Regions from separate parts of the Homo sapiens genome. Here regions 1, 2 and 3 are each linked to region 4. The links are chromatin contacts, found by Hi-C or POLR2A ChIA-PET in ENCODE. All regions are on one chromosome and are shown on one strand. Each heading gives the region's core, a stretch centred on a gene start or an enhancer-like site at or near the end of the contact. The rest is flanking DNA. Distances are from core to core; before and after follow the strand shown.

Region 1 (6,615 bases), core at 1,730-4,229, 340 kb before region 4:
GTATTATGATTCATTAATAGTATGACTTGATGCTAAATGTCCAAAACATTGTTTAATAAAATCAGTTGAAGAGTATACACTGGGACTCTTAAACTCCTTTTAAAAATTATCTGGATATAATCTCTTATGCTGTGTAATTATAAGTTGTACTTCTTATCTCATAACTTTAAATACTCAATTCAAGCAGAACCATTTTCAGAATCAAAGTCCTATTGAAAATGTAAACATTAGACTTCTTGAAAAAATATATACATGGCAGATCTACTGTGGTTGAAATTAAATGACAAGAGTGTCACCAGTAATGCGGTTTCTGTTATTGCACGGGTTCCACAGGTGTAAAAATAACCCTTACTAGCACCCTGTTTTACTAGCTGGACACTTGCCGAAATGGTCAGGAACACAAAAGTGAAGCAGCTGTGTATCGGACAGCTGTGGACAAGATGTCCATAAGCAGTGCTATAAGGACCCACCAAAGCACAACTTCAGATGACTTGGCAGGGCGGTGACATGCTGGGAAGCAACAGTCATGGGCTGTGCATTTTCACAGAAGTGTTCAAGGAACTCCAGGGTAATTTACAAATGGCCACTTTGCCATATGCCTGAGACACTGGAAAGATTTTTAGTGGGTGGCATCCTATAGACCAGGGATTGTTTTGATGCCAGGGAGCTCGAGCTGATACTGGACATTGGAAGGTGTGTCAGGTTTTCTGATAGACAAATTATGTTTCACTAATAGAATGTTTTGTTTGAGGTAGGGAATATTTTTAAGAGGACAAGGAAAGCCAATAGGTATATTTTTAAAAATTATGAACATATATGTATAAGAAACAGTATAATGAAACAAGCGCATTACAAAGAATAATGATAAAACACATTGTGTGTTAGCTTTTGGCAGAAGGAATATAAGCTTAAAAGTTTTTTAAACAACTTTCTTTGGCAAAAGAAGTAGAGGCAGTGGCAATCAAAGAAAAAATAAGGGATTCAGACAAAGCGTACCTAGTATTAACTGTTAGTACCACAGATACTAATGCTGGTTTTTAATTAAAACGACCCAATCAGTAATGTCTTTGAGATTGCCTAAATTTACATTTTGCTCTCAAGTATTTTTAAGTCATAAAACAGCAAGCCAGTGGGGAAAATAAACTGAAAGATGGTTTGCCACAGGCCTGAAACTGTGAGTGGGGAAGTTGGCATACTAAATTGTAATACAGACAGATGTGAGGTAATGCATTTAAGGGGGGGAAAAAGACTACATTCTACACACAAAGTAATGGGCTCCAGGCTTCTTGTGAGTATTTCAGATAGGAATCATTCAGTTTCTAATGGGTATTTGGCCGATGTGGTGCTTATTGTAGCCAGGAACGTTCCGGGCAAGGAAGCGCTGGGCGATTCCAGGAGAGATATAAAGAAAATATTTCAAGATCTGACACACTTTGAATTGTGTGTGTGTGTGTGTGTGTGTGTGTGTGTGTGTGTGTGAACTGCTTGGTAGGAAAGCTACAAGAGAGACTGGGAAAGGCTAAGGGAGGGGCGACTGAAAGAGGTACCAAACCATGAGAAGAAATTACAGTCAGGAGGGACGCTGCAGTCTGGAAAGATGAAGCTGTGATTAAAAACCATGATAAACACGTGCTCAACAGACTTCTTTATCAAACCCTGCAGAAGGGAACAGAAGAAAGCAGTTGCTGCTTGAGGGGGAAAGTTAATGGAAGAAGAAAATAACTTGTTTTCGACAGTTGACAAAGCAGTTTCACCTTTGTCATCTCACCTGACCTGTACCCAGCACTGAGGAGAAGGCTGGGGACAAGTCATTATTCACATTTGACAGATGAGCAAACAGATCAGAGTAAGTGACTCGGCTAAGTCCACACTGTCAGCTCTGCGGTCAGGATCAAACCTGGCTCTGACTCAGGTCCCCTTGCACTTGGCCCACCTCTGAGTTGCGAAAACTTGGGGTCTGTACCACAGCATGGAAGACTTAGGATCACTGTGAAAAACTGTGACTTAAGATCACAGTGAAAAACGGCAAATGCAAATACTGTTAAAGCCTTGACTCGGTGGTATGAGCAGAACTCATAAGAGTTGAGTCAGAGAGCAGTCCAGGTGTCTTCAGCTCAGATAGCTGCCCTTGCTAGAGAGGCTGCTGGTTGAACAGTAATTTATCAGCTTGATCCAACATAAAGTTTCTTCATTTTTATTTATACTGTACTGTCGTGTCAGCTGTTTTTGTTGTTGTTGTTGTTGTTGTTGTTTTTCTTTTTCTTTTCTTTTTGGCTTCAGAAATGGCCTCAGCTACGCAAAAATAAAGAAGGATCTGAAAGATCAGTCTTGTTGTAAAGAAGACAGCAGGTGACATGGTAGATGACCGCACATTGTTCATTCCCAAGGTCATGGGTAGTGCCAGGATTTTCAGACGCAAATGATGCATATGTAAAGATGACTGGACCATCTGTGTCTCTTCAGATCCTGTTGCAATTACCAAGTGTTCCCAGCAAGGGTTAATGTGGTGTGTGAACCTGACTAACCTCAGGTTCTAGTTCTCCCTCCCTGAGTAGAGAGTCTAGGAGCCAAGTTCAGACTGGCTCAGTCTGGAGGAATTCACAAGTGAGGCAGGTTTAATGGAAGAACAGATACTCTGAGGTTTTGGAGGGCCTGTGATGTGCTTGTCAGCGGGTTCCTGCTTCTGCCACCCCCACCACGGAGCACCAACCATGTGGTTTGTTCTTTGTGTACTTTGTTAGCTAAACTCTCAAGTGTCAAGTTGATGGCACTTTTTTTTTAGGTTCATGGACACTGTTACTGTCCAATAATTTGTAAGTCAGCAATGCTTTGTTTTATCAGTAAAATAAAACACTATATTAGGAATAGCATGATCAGAACAGGGTGGTTTCCTAATTTTTAGATTGCTGGCCTTTTCTAGAAAATAAAGGCAAGGTGTGCATACTTGAGGTTTGAGGGCTACCATTGCCTCCTGGCAGAGGAAATGAGTAGGCCTGATAGTTGCTAGGTTAAAAAGAAACAGTAGTTGAAATACTGAGAAAAGTTTAATGAAAAGTAACTTTGGCTCTTAAGTAGAACAGTTTGAGGACAGTGAAAAATTCAGTAGCTAAGGGTTGTGTGCTCTCTACACAGGGATGGTGTGTGGATTTGTGGATAAGGTATGCAACAGAGTACTCCTCTTTGAGCATTTTTATATCTTGAATTAACTATAGCACAGGAGTTGGCAGACTATGGCTTGTGGGCCAGATCTGGCCCGCTGCTTGTTTTTGTGTGGCCACGAACTAAGGATAGTTTTTACGTATGTACAAAAAAAAAAATGGTTTTCTAAAAAAGTATTTCATAATGTGAAAATTCTATGAAATTCAAATTTCAGTGTCTGTAGATAAGTTTGATTGGAACAGAGCCACACTCATTTGTTTGCCAGTTTGTAGCTGCTCAAACAGCAGAGGTGAGTCATTGTGACAGAGACTGTGTGGCCCGCAGAGCCTAGAATTATTTACTGTCTAACCCTTGCAGGGAAAGTTAGTCAGTTTCTGCTACAGTAAAATATTGCTGGTAGCTGAAATTAGGAGTTTTCACCTCTTTTCCTGCGTTTTATTTTTTAATTTTAATTTAATTTTATTTATTTTATTTTTTTTTAGAAATAGGGTCTTGCTCTGTCACACAGGCTAGAGTACAGTGGCGCCATCATGGCTCAATGCAGCCTCTACCCCCCAGGCTCAAGGCATCCTCCTACCTCAGCCTCTTGAGTATGTGGGACCACAGGTGCATGCCACCACACCTGGCTAATTTTTAAAATTTTTTGAAGAGACAAGGTCTCACTGTGTTGCCAAGGCTGGTCTCAAACTCTGAAACTTAAACAGTCCTCCTGCCTGGGCCTCTCAAGGTGATGGGATTACAGGCATGAGCCACTGTGTCTGGCTGAGAAGCCAGGTCTTGAGAAGCCAGGTGGCTCAGAAGGCCTAGCTGACAGTGTAGGGGAGACAGAGGTCCCCTCCAACCTCCCTTTAGCTCTTAGTGGGCTCTTCAGCTGGATCTAGAAGTCAGGTTGACATCAGGCAGATTAATAGGAGAAAGGAATACAAATTTTCTTAGTGTTACTTGCACCTGGGAATCTTTAAAAGAGTGAAATCCAAAGGAATTGGCCAAAGCAAGACACTTTTATGCTGAGAACGATACATTTGAGAAGAAATGACAAGAAAAAATCTGGGGCAGTACATTTCTAGGGGAGTCACTGGGAGGATACATGGGGAGTATAAAACAGGTAGAAGATAAGGGCTACTTCCAGAAATTTCCTTATTCAGGTTAGTTGCATCTTCCAAACCCTAGTCTCTGGGATAAGGGCTATTTTCTCGCCTGAATAGGTGAGGGGCCCCTCCCAAAGGAATCTTTGTGGCTTGCTACATGCAGGAAGACCCAGGTCACCTGGCTTGTTGGGGTCAAGTTGGAATCTACAACTTTTTCAGTGTTTTCAGCTCACACTAATCAATATAAAAATCCGGCATATTTTGGGATGGCATGTCCTTCACTCTTTGAACAACATCACCAAGACCTCAATACATGTGTAGGGTCACCTTGGATCACCAGCCCTCGCTGAGCTGTCGCAGGAACACAATGTTGAGCCTCCTTGAGTTCTTGACCCATGTCATTATGAGCCAATAAAATGGCAGTGGTTTTAAGCCATGAAGTTTTGGGGTGTTTTTTACGCAGTGTTACTTAACTGAAAAGGACTAGGGATGTATGCTAGCCTTTTTATTGTCATTCATGACAGAGGGAAAATACCCTCTCATCCAGGATGTTAGTAAAGAATGTAGTTAAATCCTTCTGCCACTTGAGTTCCTGGTACGTGTGGCTCATCTAAGACATTAAATGCTATTTTTATGATTATAAAAACAATGCATGCTTATTGGAGAAGATTTAGAAAAGGATAGAAAATTCTAAAGCACAATATTTAAATTACTCATAATTCGGCCATCTAAAGATAATCACGATTAATACCAGCCTTTTCTTTAAAAATATATTCTTGTTTTATAAAATTTATTTATAGTTTTGTACTCTGCTTTATTCGTGTAGTAAACAAGCATATTTCAAAAACATAATTTTTAATGACCACAGCAGCCCATTTAAGTGGATTTAAAAATCCACATAATTCAAAAGTAGTGCATGGTCTTCATTTTTTGTTTCTAGGTTTGCTAGAGTATTTTTTTTTAAAGGAATCCTTTTTAAAGACAGCTTTATTGAGATATAATTCACATATGATATAAAGTGTACAATTCAAATACCATTTAGAATATGCAATTCATTGCTTTTTAGTATATTTACTAAAATGTATATATTTTTATATACTATTTAAATATAGGGGTTGTATAACCATTCTCAATCTAATCTTAGAACATTTTCATCCTCTCTAAAAGAAACCTAAACCTTATTTCCCCCAACCCCTACCCCCAGCCCTAGGCAACCACTAATCTGCTTCCTGTCTCTGTAGATTTGTATGTGGGCTTTTGTGACTGGCTTTGTTCATTTGGCATAAGGTTTCCAAGGTTCATCCACATTGTACCTTGTAACAATACTTAATTCCTTTTTATGGGGGTCAAGGCATATTCTATTGTGTGGATAGACCACATTTTGTTTATCCTTTCACCCATTAATGGACCTTTGGATTGTGTTCATGTTTTGGCTATTACGAATAATGCTGCTATGAACATTTGTGTAGAAGTTTTTGTGTGGACCCATGTTTTTATTTTTCCTGGGTACATACCTAGTAGTGAAATTGTTGGGTTATATGGTACCTCTGTGTTTAATTTTCTGAGGAATGGCCAAAGCAACTGTATAATTTTACATTCTTACTAGCAATGTATGAAGTTTCTAATTTCACTGCATCCATGCCAATACTTGATATTGTCTGTCCTTCTTCTTATAGCCATCCTAGTAGGTATGAAAGAGTAGTATCTCATTGTGGTTTTGATTCACATGTTCCAAAGGACTGATGATATTGAGGAGGTATCCATATACTTATTGGCCATTTTTGTATCTTCTGGAGAAATAGCTATTCAGATATTTTGCCCATTTTTTAATTAGGTTGTCTTTTTATTGAATTGTAAGAGTTCTGTATATATTTTGAGTAAAAGTCACTTGTCAGATTTGCAAATATTTTCTCTCATTTTATTAGTTTTCTTTTCACTTTGATAGTATTGTTTGCAGCATTAGGTGTAAATTTTGATATAGTCCACTTCCTCTAGTTTGTTGCTTCTGCCGTTGGTGTCACATCCAAGAAACCATTGCCTAACACAAGTCACAAAGATTTTAGAGAATTTTTTAAATGTTATTTTATTCATTTATCTTACACTTTATAGCTCATTCTGCTGTATTTTTAAAAAGGCAGATCCTTCAAGGACAATACATAGGGAACACATTCTTTTTCATAGCTGTCTAATACTCTAGGTATAAGTAGACCTTAATGTATTCAACCATTTCCTATTGATAGACATAACCTATTTCCAGTTTTTTGGGTTTTGCCACAAATAAGACTGCAAAACTGTGTACATTTATTATTTTGTTCTGGTGTCTTTATTCCTAAAGGATACATTACCTAGGGCGGAATGGGAAGCTTCC
Region 2 (7,323 bases), core at 4,520-7,019, 500 kb before region 4:
TAGCAGAGAAAAATTCAGGCTGAAATGTTTGCAAACAGACATCCCCAAACACAGCGTTGGCATGAAGGAAACTCAGAGCACATTAGTCACTGCTTCAATGGAGGAGTGGGAAGACCAGCCTCAGCCCGCTGGTGAAGAGCAAAGTTTAAAATAACCCTACTAAATTAGAACAGTGGTCAGGATGCTTTTTAAAGTTTGCTGAAGATAAATGCAGGGTAGGAGTCCCTCCAGGAGAGGGAAGTGAAGTATACAAATAGAAGATAAGATGTGACTGGCTACAGGGAAGGATGTCTTAAAACGAGCCAGCAATGAAAATAGATAAGCTGGAGTCAGTCATAACAGCAGCTTTTTAAAGACTGAACAGTGCCAGGATGTAAAACCAAGTCCCCAGAGGAACCATGAGATCACCCTCCCATTATACATGGTACTAGTCAAACTTTTCTAGGAGCAGGGTGTCCATTCCTGAGTTCTAGAATTAAGGGGCATGGAGAACTTGGAGAACATTCTATCCCTAAAGTCAACCAGGATTAGAAAATGGGACTTCTGCAAAAAAGTAAGGGCTCGAGATTGTTCATTATGAAGAGAAAGCCAAGAGTTGATTAAATTGGCATCTTTAATTGGCAAGATTGTGTATGTGTGTAAATATGTGTGTATGTATGTATATATGTGTATTTAAATTCAGCTATTTTTTTCACCAGGGTACAATCTTTTTAGCTATAATATAAATATTTGGGGTTACATGTTAAGAGAATTGTCTAAAAATAGAGTTCAAACCCCAGTTTGAACAAACTCTGCTCTAAATTGAAAGCCATTTGCTTAGGGGTCAGAGGCCTCCTGGAGGGCCTGATCTTCTTGGTCTGATTTGACTTTATATTGGTAGGGATTACTGCCTAACGATTTATTTTTCTTCATTCCATTATTATTTTTCAGGCATCTTTCTTCTTCCTGGTCTACAGTTTGTTATAGTGTCCTCCCTTATCTACAGCTTTACTTTTTGTGGTTTCAGTTACCCGAGGTCAACCACAGTCCAAAAATATTAAACAGAAAATTCCAGAAAGAAACAAATTATAAGTTTTAAACTGGGTAGCATTCTGAGAAGGGTGATAAAATCTTGAATTGTCCCGCCCCATCCCACCTGGGACATGAATCATCCCTTTGTCCAGTGGATCCACATTGTACTACCCACCCATTAGTCATCAATAGCATCTGCTCCTGACATTCAGTCACTGCCATCAATTATGGTTCGATGATCCAGGTTCACCTGAAGCAGATGGTCCTCCTAATCGTCAGAAAGTCAATAGTAGCCCAACCCTACGTCACAATGTCTGTATCATTTACCTCACTGCATCTCATCACAAAGGCATTGTGGTATCCCACATCATCACAAGAAGGGTGAGCACAGAACAGTAAAATATTTGGAGAGAGAGACCACATTCCCACAACTTTTACTGCAGTATATTTTTAGAATCATTCTATCTTATTATGAGTTACTGTTATTAATCTCTTACTGTGCCTACTTTATCAATTAAACTGTATCATAGGTATGTAGGTATAGGAAAAAACAATATCTATAGGATCTGGTACCATCCATGGTTTCAGGCATCCAATGGGGGTCTTGGAACACATCTCATGAGGATAAGAGGGGACTACCATATTCTCCTGTCTGTGTTTGTAACAAGAATGCTGCACTTCTAGGCACCGAGTTGCCTCCCAACCCCTTCCCCTCTGCCATCAGAGAAACTCTCCCACCTCCTCTGCTCTTCCTGAGCTTCCTTCATGCATCTTGCGTCAGCCGAAAGCTGTCTCTTCTCAGAAGACACTCCTTCCAATTGCCCGGGAATGCCTTTCTCTCTCACATGCACCCTATTATGGAGGTGGGCTGCCATCGTCTTTGCTCCTTGTTCCACTTGCATCCACTACTATTGTTCCCTCTTGCAAAAATTCTTGCTTTTTTGGACTTCGTGGTTTTCAGCTCAACCACTCCTTCCTGTTATTTTCTTCTAGCCAATTCCTGGTCACTCCCTTCCCAGCCATTTGTCAAAGTCTTAGCATGTGGACTCAAAGTCCCACCATCCTGCCCAATAAATTCAACAAACACATGGCGTTCCGCTGTACCAAATGGCCTCTGATTCCTCAAGTTCTCATCTGCAATAGCTCTTCCACTCCACTCAAATCATCCATCCTAGTGCACACACATTGGGTCTTCCTGTCACTCCCCAGTCCCCCACTTGCAGAGTCACTGAAGCAAATGTCCTCTGAGCATCACTACTTCCCCTTGCCCTGGCTGACTCAGCTCCTTCCACTGAGGCCATTCCTCAGCCCCATCAGGATTTCAGGCTTGCAGCTCCATCCTCAGTCTCTCAGTGCCTTGACCTTGTCCCGTCTGCACATCCTCCTCATCTGGCAGATGCCAAGGGTTCAGCAAGTTGATAGCCCTTTTGCCAATACTCTATATTCCCTTGCCCTTTGAGCTTTTTTTGTTTGTTTCCCTCTTCTGGCAAACTCTCACCCCTAATGAATCCAGCTATTTGCATTCCAACCCCCAGCAGCTGAACTCTTCTGAAGAAAGGCACGCAATGGAGCAGACTGGCTTTATTGTAAATGCATAAAAATGAATCTCAGGGCCGAGTGCGGTGGCTTATGCCTGTAATCCCAGAACTTTGAGAGGCTGAGGTGGGCTGATCACTTGAGGTCAGGAGTTTGAGACCAGCCTGGCCAACATGGTGAAACCCTGTCTCTATTAAAAATACAAAAATTAGATGGGCATGCTGGTGCAGCATGCCTGTAATCCCAGCTACTCAGGAGGCTGAGGCAGGAGAATCGCTTGAACTTGGGAGGCATTAGTTGCAGTGAGCCCAGATTGCACTACTGCACTCCAGCCTGGGCAACAGAGTGAGACCCTGTCTCAAAAAAAAAAAAAAAAATGAATCTCAGATGGACCCTCTTACTACATATTTTGATTAACTCACTCTCCTACTTTCCATCAAAACTTCTACAGAGCTTCTCCCCTCCTTTGGTGACAGCCACTCTCACACCACATGCACACACAAACACACGCATCTGCCCCTTCTTCCTCAAACTCAGCAGAAACTTTGCCATCTACAACACAAAGAACATTGAAGCTGTAACAGAAGGACTCTGGGATTGTTCAGAACACTCTTTGCCAGGCTCTGGTGGTGCAGGACTTTTTTGTCTTGCCCTCATCTCTCTGGCTACCCCATTTCCTTTGTACAAACCTGGCCATTAAATATCCACCATGTTATGCCAGAACTTTTCCTCACTCCACGTGCTTTTCTTAGGCATTCTTAGCAATGACAAACTTGCACAGATGACTCACAAATGCATATCTCTAGACCAGACATTCCATCGGCGCCTCCGACCCATCTGTCCACCTGTCAACCTGTCATCTCCATGCAGACATCACAAAGGCACAGCAAAAGTTCCTACCTAAATCACGCATCTTCCCACCTTCCAATCCATGCTCTTCTTCTACCTCTCTTATTTCAGCACAAGATACTACCATCTTTCCTGTTCTACAAGCCAGGTATCTAGGCATCATCCATAACCTCCCTGTCTCTCTCACCCACTATTGATTCTAACACCTTGTCCTGCTCATTTTACCTCCTAAATACCTCTCAAATCCATCTCCACACTAACCCAGGCAACCATCAGTCCCAGCCTGTATAATGTCAGTTGCTTCTTCCTGCCACAGCTTAGACCACCACACTACTCATCCTGTAACCATACTTTACCCTTCTCCTCCACTCAGAAGCCAGAGTGATCTTTTAGAAACATAATTCTGAGAACGCAGCTCTTCTGCTAAAACTATTCAACAGCTTCCATTGCTCTAAGAATAAAGAGAAAATTCTTTATCCTGCTATTTCCTGAGATAGATGCCCTTGGTGGCCGTTTAGGTCATGCTTCTTCATGCCACAGGACCTGTCTCGTGTTGTTCCCTCTATTTGGAAATGTCAGTTTTCTAGCAAAGACTTCTCTTGTGGCTCTGATTGTCAAATTGTTGCCACGCAATCAATGGGCTTGCTGCCTGATGCACACAGAGGCCAATATGATGGCACCAGCTTTTGAGAAAAGAAAAGCTTTATTGTCATTTAACTCACAAGGAGACAGGAGGAAATGCTCAAGTTTGTCTCCTGGAGCTAGGTGCTGAGGCAGGTTTTATAAGCATAGGGTAATGAGGTGTGATCTGATTGGATCTCACAATGAGGTGATGCCAGGAGGCATGAGCTGATTGGATCCTGCCATGAGGTGATGACCGCACTCAATCTGGTTGGATCCTGGATTCTGCCATGCGGTGCCTGCTGCTGCTTTTTTTTTTTGAGATAGAGTCTTGCTCTGTTGCCCAGGCTGGAGTGCAGTGGCACGATCTAGGCTCACTGCAACCTCCGCCTCCTGGGTTCAAGCGATTCTTCTGCCTCAGCCTCCTGAGTAGCTGTGACTACAGGCGAGCACCACCATGCCTGGCTAATTTTTGTATTGGCCAGGATGGTCTCAAACTCCTGATCTCATGATCCGCCCACCTCAGCCTCCCAAAGTGCTGGGATTACACATGTAAGCCACCGTGCCTGGTGCAGTGTCTGCTTCTTAATTCAGTCTCTGCTCCTCAGGCTGAGCATTTAGGTTCTTGTGGTTGCACACTTGGGCATGGTCAGGTTACATAAGCTTCAACCTCGGGGGCTCTTGGCAATAGAGAAACAACTCACAACTTTGTTATGTAAAAGTTGAGCCAGATTGGTCTGGTGCAGTTAGAAAGTCTCCCTACTATAAAATATCCTTCAATATGGCTTCAGTTTTACAACTATTAGTATGATTATTTGACTGATGTCTTTCTCCCCTTGCTAAGGAATGCTGCCCTGTGAGCATAGGGACCCTGTAAGGGCCTGGTTCCTTATTGTCTGCCTAGCACATGACAAAATGTCAAGCACAAAGTAGGCAATCAATCAACTTTTGTTAAAGGAACAAATGAATAAATGATCAGTATTATGTCTTTGTGTATCTCTATAGAAATATTGATTAATTTATCATGTAACCTATAACTTAGTTCATAGGAGAGGATACCATTCTTTAAAATCAACTCTTGGCCAGGTGCAGTGGCTCACACCTGTAATCCCAGCACTTTGGGAGGCCGAGGCGGGTGGATCACCTGAGGTTAGGAGTTCGAGACCATCCTGGCCAACATGGTGAAACCCCCATCTCTACTAAAAATACAAAAATTAGCCAGGCATGGTGTCGGGTGCCTGTAATCCAAGCTGCTCGGGAGAATGAGGCAGGAGAATCACTTGAACCCGGGAGGTGGAGGCTGCAGCTGAGATCACACCACTACACACTCCAGTCTAGGCGACAGAGTGAGACTCCATTTCAAAATAAAATAAACTCTTTGCTGTATAAGTAGCATATCATAAATCATTTTTTATGATTTATGATATGCTCGTCTCCCTCTTAGATGACAAAATATGCAAATATTCTGTTTGCATGGCAGTTTTGTTTCAGAGTTCCCTAATATTTTATAATATTACTCCACTTACTGTAGAATTTGAAATTAAGGAAATATTTGGGTTTTCAGTTTGGACCTTTTGATTTCTCTCCCTTTTTTTCACTCACTGATTTGCGTTTAAACTTCTACTTCTCTCTACTTACCAGACTCTGCTTCCTAACAGAGACCTTCCAGGATGAAAGGGCTTGTGGTTGGAGCTCAGCCACGTTGGTGCCGGGCAGTCATAATGGCTGCATTGTGCAGGGCGGCGCCTGTGACTGTCAGAGCCCGGCAGCCTCTGCTCCAGCTCCGGGACAGATTGTTCTCACTGCTGTTGCTCTGATTAGTTGTTTTTCTGATTCTAAACTTGGCTTTGCAGTCTGAGTTATTTCCTATTTAACCTCACATGCAACGTGGCATCTGGCCATGCCTCCTGAGAAGGCTTCTCTGATTCTGCCAGTTGAAATATAACTTGGTTTGTGTATGTGGGCTAGACCCTCCTGAGTCTGTCCCCTGGGAAGGGAAATAGGTTCTTCTGGTGAAGGTGACCCGGACCCAGACCTAAGAACATTTGCAGAACATTTGGATTGGTCTTAAGGTCCCCTGCCTACCCACACATTCCAGCTTATTCCTCCTTCTTCCACTCCCCACCCCAAGCCACTTCCCACTTGGGACCACTAACACTGATCCAGCAGCTTCTTACCTCTTGTGGTTCCATTCACTCCTCTTCTCTCTCTGTGCTCTCCCTCTCTGCCCATCTATGTGCGTTTCCTTCACGGGCTCTTCTTCCTCTTGCCACTGAACATGAGTATCCCTCAGGCCGCCACCTTGACATCTTCTCATTGCACTTTGCCCACCCTCCTTGGGAAGTCTTTCATCTGGAATAGGTAGCATCAACTCGAACCTCCATCCTGACTTTCAGATCCATATATTCAATGCCACTTGCAGAGTTTACCAGTCACTACTGTTTCATTGGACAGTATGATGCACATAAAAGTGTTTAAGGCAAAATAGAGAGGCTGACAGTTCCATAGGAAGCCGGTAGGAATGGCGCTTCTAGGGGCAGAGAGCTTTGCAGTGGCCTTCAATTCCCATCACATAGGATCTATTTGACTATATTATCAAGCCCAGATATGCTTCCTTTGCGAGGGGACAGGTTGCAATCATTATCCTCCTGTGTGATGACATCTTAAGTGGCAAGTGACATTCTTGTCAACCACCAATATGGCTAAGATATGAGTATGCATGATGCATTCTACCGTATATTTTCTCTTTTGAGGTTTAGAAAGATACAAGAGCACTCTTAAAACTGTAGAACAAAATCTCTTTGATAATATCATGGGGAAATTGCCACTGAAAACCCATTGGTGGAAATGTTCAGTCACTAGTATACAAATGCATTTCATATCTAATGTTGTTTTTTGAATTTACCCTTAATATTGGGCACTATTTACAATTAAATGAATGGCCACAATGTAACTATTAATGATAAAATGTCTATTTGCTTTACGAAAGAAATATGATCCCTGGAAGTCTTTGGTTTTGCATTTAAATTAATTAGTGAATTGAATACCTGTCCCTTGGATTGCTCATTTACACTCTTACTAAAAAGGTGGCTAGCTTGTCAGAGGAAGTACTTTCAAATTGGCTAATTAATTGCATGACCACATTCCCATGGAAATAGCAAAAGGGCATTCTAAGGACAAACAAAAAATATCTGCACGGGCATCATACTCGTCATCAGCTCTAAAGTAATGTTATCTGTAGACATCTACTCAGTAAAAGAGCTGCTTGACTAATAGGACAGATTGGCTTCAGGAAAAAAATGTATA
Region 3 (6,398 bases), core at 483-2,982, 290 kb before region 4:
AGCGCCTGCCATGTCTCGGATCCCTTTGACCTGGGTTTCTTGCCCCAAGGTCCCCTCCCCTGCCTGTACCCTTTGCTCCTGGCTCCAAGGAGCACCCCAAAGTTCCAGCCTATCCTGAATGATGAAGATAATTATATTTTTTCCCTCTCCTTACTGGTAGCTGGGACAAAGTTGGGATTTTTTTCCATGAAGGTATTTTTACTGTGGGTAAGTGGGTAAAATAAAAAGAGCAGAGGATCGCATAGACTTACAGAAAGTGAGTGTGTTCTACAGAAAGGCTGTGTGTTTGTTTAATCTAGCTCCCATCTACCTCGTAAGCAGCTTTCCCTCCGGCTACTTTAAGTAGTTGAGCAGGTTTTTCTTTTTCTTTTAAAAAATTATGTCCCTTTCATTTATTTATGTGTTTATAAAACAAGAGGCAGTTGAGAGCCATGGCCAAGAGCCCAGGTTCTGGAGCTGTGTTGCCCAGATCTGAATCCCCTGCGCCATGCAAAGGTCTCTGTGACCTTGAGCCATCACTTAACTCAGCCTCTGCTTTCCTACTGTAAAGAGGGGGGCTGTGTAATAGTTGTGCCCATTTCACAGGGTTAAGGTGGTTACATGGGAGGCTATTGGGGTGGTTAGCAGATACCCGATGTATACTAAGCCTTAAATAAAAGTTAGCCTTAGTGATGTATTGTTATGGGCCATTTTTTGAAATGATGAATGTTGAGGATGAAAAGGGGCCATACAAATAGAAAACCAAAGAATATAAAACAAAATATGAAACTCAACCGCTTCCTACAAGTAAGATATTTTTTTCTTTTGATTGGAAATTATCCATCAAATTTGATAATGTAAGAGAGTCAAGAATATATTATGTCCTATTTCCCCCTACCTTTTTTCCCCATAATTTTTATTTCAAAATAAGCTCTAGAGATTCTTAGCTGGTTCAGCAGGTCATGGAGTAAAATTAAAAAATAACAATGAAGGGGCACTGAGCTAGGTGCCAGGGATATGAGTGTGCCTGGTGGCCTACACCGGAGGTCATGCTTCTTGCACATGGAATAGAGCAGATGACATTGCTTATCCCAGTGGGGTGTGAGAGAAATACTCCAATTAATTGTATGTAAGGTGCATTTTGTGGCATAAAAATGACAAATCCAGCTAACACCAACTTGTCAACTTTAGTAAGGATGGTGCAGATTATTAGGGAGAAAAACAATGTTGTACATACTATACTAAAAATACCATTTTAATGTTTGTTTTTATTTTCATTTTGAAACAATTTCAGACATAAAAATGTAGCAAAAATAATACAAAGAACTCCCATATGGCCTTCACCCAGATGCTAACATCTTATATAACAAATAGTACAGTTATGAATATGAGGAAACTAACACTGATACAAGATGACTGCGTAATAATAGAAAGCTCTTATTTACATTTCCGCACTCATTCCACTTTTGTTTTCTTTCTTGTCCAGGATCACCTGATGCATTTGGTTGTCATGTCTCTTAGTCTCCTTTAATCTGGACTATTTCCTGTCTTTGTCTATCATGACCTTTACACTTTTCATGAAGACTGGTTATTTTGTAGAATGGCTCTCACCGAGAGCTTGCTTCCTAATGATTACATTCATTATGCAGTTTTCACGAGAATACCAGAGCGTTAGTGTTGTGTCCATCTCAGCGCACGTATCAGAAGGCGCGTGATGTCCACTGATCTCATCACTGAAGCTGTTGACTCTGGTCAGTTGGTTACGGTGATGTCAGTGTCAGCTCTCTCCACTGTTAAGTCACTGTTGTTTCCCTTTGTTCTTAAGTATGTTGTGGGAGATACTTAGAGATTGTGTAAATATCCTGTTTCTCAGCATACTTTTGCTCAAAAAAATTGAACATTTATTGCTGATTCTTAATGTGTAACAGTTATTACTGTGGTATTTGCAAATTGCTGATTTTTTAATTTTCATTATTCCTTCTACATAGTTGAAATTGTACTGTAAGGAAGAGTTTCCTCTTCTTCCATAGAACGTGAAATCATAGATTCTTATTCTATGGCTACTGTATTAGTCTGCTTAGACCCACCACCAAAATGCCATCAGTTGGACGGCTTAAATAACAGATACTTATTATCTCCCAGTTCTGGAAGCTGGAAAGTTCAAGATCAGGGTTCTGACAGGGTTCGGTTTCTGGTGAGGGGTCTCTTTCTGGCCTGCAGATGACCACCTTCTGCCCCTGTCCTCACATGGTGGGCCTGGGCTGGGGATGGGGGCATTGAGCTCTTTGGTGTCTGTACTTAAAAGGACATTAATTCCATCAGATCAGGGCCCACCCTGATGAACTCATTTAGCCTTAAATACCTCCTAAGGGCCCCATCTCCAAACAAAGTCACACTCGAGGTTAGGGTTGCATTGTAGGAATTTGGGGGAGACAAAAACATTGAGCCCATGACAGTTACAGTCTGTTATTATCACTATTTACAAAAAGGTTATTAAAAAATATTTGGAAGAGGGATTATTGCTAAAGCAAAGAAACTCTGTATTGACCATCAATACAAAGTAAAACTGAACGTCGTATCCTGTGGTGTGTTAGTATACCGTGTGTGGCCTGTTGTGCTGCTTTCTGGGCAGGGTGCATGACTTGGCTCCTGATCGCGAGAAGCTGTCATTTTAGTTCCTACCTACTCTCTTGTCCCTGTTGCCATGTTCCTGTCCATTAGTATTTAGTCTTGTAAGAAGAATAAGAGAATTGATGTGTCAAACCTTGCCTGAGTCTGCTGGCTTAATTGGGTGGATGATGATGGAAGGTGAGAGGACCCAGAACCCAAGTATGTTGTAGTAATTGATAGATGGTGAGTCATCCCTGCAATTTGCATATCCTGTCCCAGCTTTAGAGGACTGTTGGGGATTTTGAAACCAAAACTTAACAGAATATGAATTCTGCTGTTGCTCAAGTTTTTGAGTTTGTTACCCTTTGTGGCTCATTCTGAAGTTTTGCTGATAATCATATATTTGCTAATGTCTAAAAACAGAACGGTTGGGTCACTGCTGTAAGGCAGATAAATACAGCAGTTCTAGAACCTGCTGACTTGGTGGATTCACATCTACAAGGGAAAGCAGTTTTCGTTGTAAAAATCCCCATTTCATGTATAAGAAAGATGATTCCTATCTAGTCATGTTTTTAACAGTCATCTAGTAATTCTGTATTTTAACATCTAAGTAGCTACTTATATTCTGAATAGCTACAAAGCAGAGCACTTGAAACAATCTTTAAAACATAGGGCTAGAGGAAAAAATATAAACCACATGATTAAACTGTTATGGTGATCATCAGGGACAGTGTAAATCATTATGGAAATTAGGTGGAGGAAATGGCATTGTATCATTACCAGCTTCATATCAAACAAAAAGGCTGTTTGATATGAAACCCCAGCCCTCCAAATAACTGGGACCACAAGTGCATGCCACCATACCTGGCTTTTTTTTTTTTTTTGTAGTCATGAAGTCGCCCTGTGTTTCACAGGCTGGTGTTAAAACTCCTGACCTTAAGCGTCTTCCCTCCTTGGCCTTCCCAACATGCTGGGATTACAAGCATGAGCTACTGCGCCTGGCCTTGGGTGTGCTTTTGGAGTCAGATGGAAACTTCTTGAGAAATACAGAGAGCATCTTGTAGCTAGTCCAGTCAACCAAAGACATTTTTGGAGAACATCTAATACCGCTTCCTTTTGTCATCTAGTGAAAGTAAAATATCTTTTTTTCTTAATCCTGTTTTGAAGACATCTTATAGAAAGGAGGGCTCCCCTGCTCACTCCTTCTTTAGAATTGAACACTTTTATTATCACATGTATCATGTATCTACATGTGCTAATAAAAACAAAAACTACAGCAAAGACTGGGTTGTCTTTGGTTGGAATAGGAAATATATTTCCTCTAGAGTGTTAAAAAGGGTAAGAGAAAACTAGTGAAACTGATTTAGCTAATTTAGTCAACAAGTTAGGAAAATGACATTTCCTAAAGTTCTGATGGGGTTAGCTCTACCTCCTCAGTGGAAATAGTAAACCACCTGGAATTTTACTTTTAGTATATGTCATTATTTGTATTTTAAATTTATCTTCAGTGTTGTTTATATATTACTTTAAAGTCACTCTTGATTTTTTTAATTATAATACAGAACTTTGTTTTCTTTTAAAAGGACAACTTATTTTATAGTTAGCATAGATTGCTTTCCTCGAAATAAAAATTGTCATTCCATTCTAGCATCCTCTGCCAATTGCAGTATGACTCGAGGTATGACTGCAGTTGTCTTAGAATCATAGGTCTAGTGAGTGCTTTAGGCTTCCACATTTTTGAAAAGAATGCAAGTATGGTGGACCTTTAACCACATAAAAGTAAAATATTAAATGAAGCATGCTTTTAATAGCCATCCTGTCATTTTTAAGGTTTCAATAGTGTATGTTTAGAGGCAGTGAATTTAAAAGTGTTTGTATATTAAAGCTTAATAATCCTTAAGCATTATTAAGTTTCTGGTAAATTGTTCTGTTTGATGGGCTGTCAACAAATCATGTGGAAATAAGAGAGAAAATTGTTGTTTTGGATTTTTTTAGCAAGGAGAGTTATGTAAACCAAAAACAAAATTCTGAGGTCCCCAAACCATCTGAACGGACCCCTCCTGTAGGCCAAGGGTGTTCCAAAGTTAACCTGAAAAACGTGTTCAGGCCATGATGGAAGAGGGGGTTGGACATGCCTCATTCTACCATTTTCCCTTTTGGAATTCAGGAGAAGCCAACCAGCATTAACCTCAACACAGATCTTAAGTCTGATAAGAAGCATTTACAGTCTGTTCTTTCTGAAGCTTGCTACCTGAAGGCTTCATCTGCATGATATACCCTTGGTTTCCAAAACCCCTTATCCTAACTCAGACATTGCTTTCTATAGAATAACTCTTTGAACCAGTTGCCAATCAGAAAATTTTTCAATCTACCTATGACCTGGAAGGCCTGCCTTCCCCTGCTTCAAGATGTCCTAACCAATGTGAATCTTACGTGTATCTGATATCTCATGTCTCCCTAAAATGTGTGAAACTAGGCTCTGCCCCAGCCTCCTTGGGCACATGTTCTTAAGATTTCCTGAAGGCTCTGTCATGAGCCGTTGGTCACTCATATTTGGCTCACAATAAACCTCTTCACATTACAGAGTTTGACTCTTCGTTGACGTTACTGTTTCCTGAGTATACAGCAACAATTTAAAGCATTTAGGGTACAATTTTTTCTGTGATTTTTGAGACTTTTTCTAACGATCAAGATTCATACTATAAAAAGGACTTAAATAATGGATATGAACATTTATAAGTTTGAGATGCTGTGCACATTTACAAAAACAAACAACTTCTTCAAAAATTGCTTGGCTGGTGGAATTAGTCTGTGGAGAATATTTTATTGAATTTATTTTATGCCAGTAAAATAATCTTTTAGTAAGTCATCTTGTGTTTAATCAGTCTAAACTTTGGTAACTTGGTAAACAGAAACTTAATCATTGGCATTGTAGCTTTTGGGTTTCTGAGAGATCATTATGAATATCAGGATTTTTCTTTGCTAGATATAATAGTAAAATCACTTTAAAAGTTTATAACCCAGGGAATGAGTTTAAAATTTGGTCAACAACTGTTTCTTGTAGTTGGTTCCTGGGATGTACCAAGTGTGCAAAAATGAATAGATCTAGTCCCCACCCTTAAGGTAGCTGTAATATTGTAGGGAATAATGACAACCATAGGCCAACTTTTCTCTCATTAGGAAAAATTGTGTTTTATCCTGTTGTGACAGCTAATGCTTATATTCTTACATTCTCCCTAGACTGTCTTTACATAAGAAATTACTAGAGTCCTCAAATAAAGAATATCATGGGGATTCTTAAATTTGACAGTAAAAGACCTTGCACACAGGCAAAGCCCTTGCATGGTGAGGTGGCAGCAATGAAAGCACAATGTGTCATGTATCCCAGCAGGTTTGTACAAAGCCACAGCCAGTGGCTTTCCTTATCTTTTTTTTTTTTTTTTTTTTTTTTTTTTTTTTTTTTTTTTATTACATATTAGCTTTTGGTTAAACAAATGCAGGTCTATTTTCAGTATTTCTTTCACATTCTTGATGAGCAGGGAAAGGCAATGTATTAGAGTTTATGTAAAAGAGATATTTGTGAGAAAATATTAAAGAAACTAATACGCTATTTAAGATCTGTATTATTCACCTAATAACCTTTGAGAGATCACTTAGGGCAATCTATGCTGTTCCTAGGAATATGTGTGTGATGCTGGGTGGTTTGGTGGGAGAGACTGTGAGAGTTAAATACTCACAGTCTGCATTTTATCTTGATGAAAACTGTTAGCCTCAAATGATTCAGAAGAATTTTTAGAGGTTTCCAGGTT
Region 4 (6,881 bases), core at 2,202-4,701:
GCAGGAGAATCACTTGAGCCTGGGAGGCAGAGGTTGCATTGAGCTGAGATAGCACCACTGCACTCCAGTCTGGGCGACAGAGTGAAACCCTGTCTCGAAAACAAAAAAGAAGGAAATCAAACTTAATCTTTTCCAAATAACTCTGAAGAAAAGATCTTGCAACATACTTTGTCTGCTTTGGCAATTACTTTGGACATATTTAATAAAGCAAATTCTCTTATTAGTGTATAAAAAACACAATAAAAAAGATTGGAGACTTAAAATGAAATAAAAACTCCATTGACAATTTTCACCTTTAATATTCCTTTCACATAGAATAAATTCAAAAATTCTTAACAAGGGAATTACTGGTTTGATCATGATACCCATATGGAAAATATTTTTTACATTATCTTGGATCCATGATATATATTTACTTAGCATATTGGAGGGAAAAATGAGAAAACAAACAAAATCTTCCAGGTATGTAGACAGTATGTCAAAGTCAGGAGTAATATGCATTGGTATCTGAAGCTACCAAATGAAGGCATTTGACTGAAAAAAAGTTTGACCATAATGTATAATTGATTTACACATACTGAGGCTCATTCTAAAGCCCTTTTTTAAAATTGTAATTTTTTAAAAGAACAAATCATTTGAATGGTTAAGTAAACTGACTATTAAGAAAGAAAACTGGCCGGGCGCAATCCCAGTGCTTTGGGAGGCCAAGGCGGGTGGATCACAAGGTCAAGTGATCGAGACCATCCTGGCCAACATGCTGGAACCCCGTCTCTACTAAAAGTACAAAAATTAGCTGGGCATGGTGGCGCACACCTGTAGTCTCAGCTACTCAGGAGGCTGAGGCAGGAGAATCGCTTGAACCTGGGAGGCGGAGGTTGTAGTGAGCCGAGATCATGCCACTGCACTCTAGCCTGGCAACAGAGCAAGACTCTGTCTCAAAGAAAGAAAGAAAAGTTTTCATAACAAAGTTTACAGGTTCTTTTTTAATCAAAAGAATAAATACATTGAATATTCATTATGTCTGTATTTAAAATTGCTAAAGGAATGCTTGAATTGAATCTCGATAACATGAAATTTGTTAAAAATAAGTCCCTCAGGAAAAGAAACATTTTAGCATGCTACCCAGATATTAGTCAAGTGCAGAGAATTTCAAAACATAAAGTTATATTCCTTTCGTATTCATCTTTCCTAAGCCAGACCATAAGTGTAGAATCTTATATCTAAGCCACTTATACAGTCAATTTGGATTAAGTTCCATTGTGAAGTCTACATTGCACTCTTATGGGAGGAGCTAACCTGCCACTACTCACTAAAACATGATACTCCGTATCTTAAAAGTTATGTATACTTTAACATCTCAGTATTAAAATTTGAAAATAATATCAATTATTTTCCCATTTTAAAAGTTTTAGTTTGGCTATATTCATATTGTCCAGAAACTAAATCTTTGTTAAGTAGTAAATGTCCATTCACAAAGGTCATTGAGAGGGACTGAGAGAAAAAACTTTAAAAGTTTACACTTTAAAATTACTTTTAAATACACTTCTAAAATGTAACATGTTCTAATACCTTAGTCTGTGTTAGTCTGTGTATATGAAATACTGTGTGCCCAGTATTGTTCTGGGTACTTGGAGGAGTACGGGTGCATACACACACACAGAATACAGAAAATCAACCCATATAAAACAACTATAGAACAAAGGATTATCAATTCTGAAATGACAAAATTTTAGAAATGGAGAAGAGATTAGTGGTTGTCCAGGGTTAGGGATAGCAGGAGGTGTGTGTGGCTATAAAAGGGCAAGAGAGAGGATCCTTGTGACAATGAAAGTGTTCTGTATCTTGACTGTGCTGGTGGTGGATACGCACGGAATAAAATTCTATAGGACAAAACACACACACACACGAACAATTAAAAGGAGGAAACCTATATAAGATCAACGAATTTTTATCAATGTCAATGTCCTCCTTGTGATATTGCACTACAGTTTTGAAAAATGTTACCATTGGGGAAACTGAGAAAAGGGTACACGGGATCTCTCTGTATTATCCCTTACAGTTGTGAATCTACAATTATTTCAAACTAAAATGCGTTTAGAAGATTATAAAATATACTTTATTGTAAATACATGCCCCCCAATAAAAACACACAAGGAATAAATGCCAAAAATCCTAGTGACAAAACGAAGTATCACATAGGTGCAGTAGTAATTCCCCTCAAAGAAACCCAGAGTAATCATTACACTTAAGTATTCTTGCTGTCAACATGTTAATTGTTTAAATTATGTGTTAGTTTTAAAGATCACATCCTATAAACTGAAGATTTCTCATGACACAGTAGTGATAAAATGCTACCTTACAGTTCAGATGGTGGTAGAATCATCCAAAAAAAAAGAAGAAGAAAGAAGAAAGAAGAAAAGAAGAAGAAGAAGAGGAAGAAGAAGAAGAAAGAAGAAGAAGAAGAAGAAGAAGAAGAAGAAGAAGAAGAAGAAGAAGAAGAAGAAGAAGAAGAAGAACCATTTTCTCTTATCAGTTTATGTTATGAGATAAGAAGATCTCTCTCCCTCCCTCTCCCCCTCTCTCCCCCTCTCACATCTGCAAGAGTCCGGACTGAGGAGTAGAAGGAACGCGCCATAAGGATTTCGCAAAGTCTGGTCTCTACCTACTTGGAATTTCTTGGAAAAGATTCAAGCATATCATTCCCCTTTCACTAAAGCAAGACGAGAAATCACGTCTAAACCACTGGAATTGCTTTGCTGTGAGGAAGTCGAAGGTGATCAAAGGCAGGGTGGCATGCAAAATGGCACTTGGATAAAATGGGTCTCATTAGGGTAGAGTCCCATTCACGTAAAATGACTCCAGGCAATTCCTAGGGCCTCGACTTTCAACCTGACACTTGCCTGTGTGCAATGAAGATGGAAACAGGGACAACGCGCACCTCCCACAACCATCTGGAAGCTTCACCCTCTCGGCCTGACCCCCAAAGACCCGCTGAAAAGAATGGATGCTTTTGCGAACTCCGGTCCCCACACTGCGGCTCCCCAAGAGCTCCACGGGCAGGGCAGCGGGGCGGAGGCGTCGGGGACTCAGTGCGCGGGGGGCGACGGGGGTTCGGGCTCCGGGCTCACCCGCGTTCTGCAGCGTCTCGATGTTTTGGGGTCTAGTCGCCAGCTCCGCCACCATCTGCACGAACTGGGTCCTGGCCTTCTGGTATTGCTCGAACACTGCGGGAGAGAGAGTCGGTGGAGCCCACCGCACCCGGGTCTCCTCGGCGCCAGCTAGTTAGGGCACCTGCCCGCCTCGGCCCTACCTTGCAGCACCTGCCTCTGACTCATGGCGCCCCCGCCGCCGTCTGCCCTCCTCGAGCTCTGCGGGGAAGCCGCTCGGCCTGCGAGTCCACCAAGGGGGCGATCGTGGCGACGACTCGGCCTCCGACGGGAGCCGCTTCTCTGTGTACCCGCGTCTCCCGGGCAACCTACCGGAACCGGAACGCGGCCGTCTTGCTGCAACGGCCAGTCCCGGGCGTGACGTCACGGCCGCGGTGCCTGGGCGCACTGAGCGGGGCGGCGGCGCGAAGACGCCCGAGCTCGAGGACTCGGACTGCTGGGGCTCTCAGCGCGCCAGGCTCGCGGAGCCGCCGGGACATCGCGCGCCGTCGAGTATCCCTGCACTGCCCGGAGGTCGGAGCTCCTTACAAAGCGACCCCAGATTGCCGTGGTATCCTGACTGCGGCGCGGGTCGGGACCAAGCGCCGGGAGAGCCCCACGCGCCAAGGGAGCCTGGTTCGAGGGCAGCCAGACGAGTAAATTGCAGCCCTGGAGTTGTCTGAGCTTCGACGGTCCCGAGAAATCTCACACGTCACATTGTACAATCCGATCAACACATGAATGTCAATGCAACTTAAGTGTTGCATTGACATTTAACACTGCACTGACAGTAAAACACTGATTTAGGAATCCGTGTTTTCTTTTGTAACCCGCTGTTATATACCTGGCATTCCTGGTTTCAAGATTCCTGGAGGAGCATGACAACCATGTTCACACACTTAATTACACTGTATTGAAAGCATTTAATGAGCACTCAGAGACTCAGTGAGGAAAGCAGATGAGGAAAGGATGTGATGAATGTCCTGTCTTCCCTGGCTTTCTCCTAATGACTACTAATTTTGCTGTTTCCTCACTTTTATGTGATTTGTAAATATTTTGTCTTAGTCTTTTAAATTTAGGCTTCGTTATGTTGATGAATGACATCTCCAACAGAAAAAGAGAGAGAACCTTTACCTGGAAAACCAGACTTCCCTATCTTATATAACTTGAACCCTTTACCCAGTTTCTTTTAACAAAATTGAAGTACTTAGTCTATTACTGGTTTCTAGCTTGTCTTTGAAAACTATATACCAGTTGTTTCAATGACAGTTGTCAACTTTAAATGTTCCTCCATCAAAAACTACAATTTCACCAGATGTCAAGTGGATACATAGCCGCAGCTGCTGCTAAGTAGTGCCAAGACAGGAAACCCCTTGATATTTCTTCAACAGAAGGGAGCATGCAAACTTAACTGGTTCTATATTTGGAATGAGTCCTCTATATTTATCTTTGAGATCTCACCCTTCACTGAGCTCTTGATGAAGTCCTGATACTTTGTGGAGCTCCAAATAGTTGGGGAATGGTCCAGCAATCAGAGAGAAGAATAAGTGTGTTTAGTCGGGTCCCTAATACCCCCGAAGGGCAGGTACATGTCTTCTGCTTCTGCAGCTCAAAAGCCAGTGATGGCCACAATCTTTTTACTTAATTCAAAGTCGTAAGTTTTACAGTGATATCTATATTTCCCTATGGGAATATGTCCTTTAAAATTAAAGTTATGCGTTCCCATTTAGAGACGTGGGAGGAAACAGATTGAGTAAATAATTAAGATTGCAAATAAGCCTTGTAATTTTCAGTTCCTTGTTGAATGATGAAAAAAAATCCCCTTAAAAGTTTTTATATTTGGTTTCAGTCCTTAAACAAACAATTCAAACTCTTAAGCTACTCCAACTGCCATTTTTAGCAACTGCTTTACTATTTGTTTTCCATTTTAAAAGTGTTAAGAGCTCAATAGAGGGGGAGAGGTCTAAACCTATAAACATAACACAGTATGGGATGCTACTAAGTTCTTTGAAAACATACGTTCAAAAGCTATGTAAATTACTTTAGAGTCTGAGTATCTGTTATTAACAATATCTTTTAGTTAAATTGTATTATTCCTGATAAAACATAATATAGGATGCCTACTTCATATCTGAAATTGGACATATTAAAGAAGCTTGATCTTTGCTCTTTATTTTAGGTTCCTTCTTAAAAAAATCTTAAAAACTAAATGGAGAAATGTATGTAACACAGAGTGATTACAATATGCATATAAGTGAAATTATTAGTAATTCAAGCATAAAATATGGCAGATTACTTTTACTGACAAGAAAACCAATCTGTATTTTCTGACCCATTTTTCAATGTACTAACTCTAAAACAAAATACTATTCTGTTTTCTAAAGTTAAATGAATGTCCCATGATCACATACACACCTCTAAACTAACAGTTAAGCAATGAAAAAGAAAACAATTCAAAGGGATACTTCGGTATTTTAAAAAGTATTACAGGAAGATTACTGTTCTTAAAGTACCAGCTGACTTTAGAGATATACAATGTAACTGGCACATAAGACTATACATTTGATTGAGAATGAACCATTAGCTGAACAACTTGCAAAAAAGTGTTTCCATGAAAGGTTTGTTTGGAAGCCTTTGGCTACTTTTGTAAAACGCTAATCATAATATGTAACTTCAAAATCACTTTTTCAAATATTTCCTCCTTTATTTATGAAAATGAGACTGAAAATGACAACAAAATAAAGCCAGTTTTAAAATCTTGTTGTTTCTCTTTGCATACCTCCTTTGAGAATTCAGAAAATCCTATTATCATGGGAATATATGCTATACATACCTAAAAGAAGCTTTGCTAATTTTAACACCCATGTATTTTTTCTTCAGTTCCTAGCTGAATTTTAAAATTTAAAGATTTATATATGCTAATTAGATATTAATATCTGCATTTTAAAACTGTCATTGAGTTGAATCAAGTGTTTATATATATTCTGCATCAAGCCTAACACGTATTCATTATTAATGTGTGTCAAACACCTTGCTAATAACAGAATGTGCCTTTCTTCCAGGACATGAAGTCTAGTAGCAGATAGACATCACTTCATTCTACCAGCATATATACCGCAGCCTGCATTCATTCAATGGGCATGTACTGCAGTCTGCCACTGTTTTAAGGGCTGTAATTGCTCTAAGTGCTATTAGTGTTTTGGGGGCAAAGATGAGGGACTTATGGTAAAGTAGGCGAAGAAGTGAGAATACCTAAAACATCATTTAAATAACAAAAGGCTTCTTGTTTTTAATAAAAATTAGCTGAGTTCTATGCAGCTATGAAATTTCCCTCCCCTAAAATAATTTTTTCCCCAAAATCATTGTTAGCATTTAAGAAGGCATTCAACGGGCAATTGCATGTAATTACTGAAGTTATGAGACTACATTAATCATTTTGCAAACACTAAATTTAAAATTACTAAAATAATTCATAGTTACATACTGGAATTAAAAATAAAGGCATTACTTAGTCCATAACCAAGTTGGTGGAACAGAAATATTACCTATAATGATGAAAGTAAACATGACTATCTTAAATGGTGCATCGCGCCTCTTTTGGGAAATAATGTCAGGATTTTAGGTCTGAGCCGACCACCCAGTTATTTCATCAAGTTTGTCAGCAGAGCAGAAGAGACTTGCACACTTCCATCCGGGAAGGGAAGATTGAAATTTCTATGCATGTTTTGTGTTTAT

Evidence for each region. Hi-C counts contacts between places; a loop is a spot of excess contacts on that map. ChIA-PET counts read pairs that join two places held with the same protein, here RNA polymerase II (POLR2A). Pooled maps may share reads with other maps.
Region 1: a loop to region 4 is called in a pooled map, with 2.4 times the contacts of the local background. The contact joins the enhancer-like site here to the promoter of SPAG6 in region 4. A Hi-C loop is called at or near these places in 1 of 37 single-sample maps with no recorded cell type and 7 of 50 pooled maps. POLR2A ChIA-PET finds 5 or more read pairs at or near these places in 4 of 52 experiments (HepG2, MCF 10A, activated CD4-positive, alpha-beta T cell and 1 more).
Region 2: a loop to region 4 is called in a map of ascending aorta, with 2.3 times the contacts of the local background. The contact joins the enhancer-like site here to the promoter of SPAG6 in region 4. A Hi-C loop is called at or near these places in 1 of 168 maps with a recorded cell type or tissue (ascending aorta) and 7 of 50 pooled maps. POLR2A ChIA-PET finds 5 or more read pairs at or near these places in 1 of 52 experiments (BJ).
Region 3: a loop to region 4 is called in a pooled map, with 1.9 times the contacts of the local background. The contact joins the enhancer-like site here to the promoter of SPAG6 in region 4. A Hi-C loop is called at or near these places in 8 of 50 pooled maps. POLR2A ChIA-PET finds 5 or more read pairs at or near these places in 5 of 52 experiments (MCF 10A, PC-3, activated CD4-positive, alpha-beta T cell and 2 more).

The regions. Positions count from the first base shown.
Region 1 is chr10:22,678,700-22,685,314 of GRCh38, reverse strand. The region is part of intron 1 of PIP4K2A (phosphatidylinositol-5-phosphate 4-kinase type 2 alpha); the gene reads left to right. Among named protein-coding and RNA genes, the nearest start is that of PIP4K2A, 33 kb to the left of the region's middle. RefSeq lists enhancers at 1,262-1,331, 1,872-2,091, 2,832-2,951. Within about 2 kb of position 2,979, at least 19 of the 41 ENCODE cell types and tissues checked have a DNase peak (open chromatin) inside an H3K27ac peak, as active enhancers do.
Region 2 is chr10:22,848,082-22,855,404 of GRCh38, reverse strand. LOC105376451 (a long non-coding RNA gene) reads right to left here and starts at 1,305. Exons shown (of 3, transcript XR_930749.3): 1 at 1,187-1,305. Within about 2 kb of position 5,769, at least 21 of the 41 ENCODE cell types and tissues checked have a DNase peak (open chromatin) inside an H3K27ac peak, as active enhancers do; they include ascending aorta, where a contact is called at or near this core.
Region 3 is chr10:22,627,250-22,633,647 of GRCh38, reverse strand. All of the region lies in intron 1 of PIP4K2A (phosphatidylinositol-5-phosphate 4-kinase type 2 alpha), which reads left to right. Among named protein-coding and RNA genes, the nearest start is that of PIP4K2A, 84 kb to the left of the region's middle. Within about 2 kb of position 1,732, at least 6 of the 41 ENCODE cell types and tissues checked have a DNase peak (open chromatin) inside an H3K27ac peak, as active enhancers do; they include endothelial cell of umbilical vein, where a contact is called at or near this core.
Region 4 is chr10:22,342,066-22,348,946 of GRCh38, reverse strand. It overlaps SPAG6 (sperm associated antigen 6), which reads right to left and starts at 3,451. Exons shown (of 11, transcript NM_012443.4): 1 at 3,311-3,451; 2 at 3,129-3,224. The coding sequence starts at 3,335. RefSeq lists enhancers at 2,606-3,422, 3,383-3,602.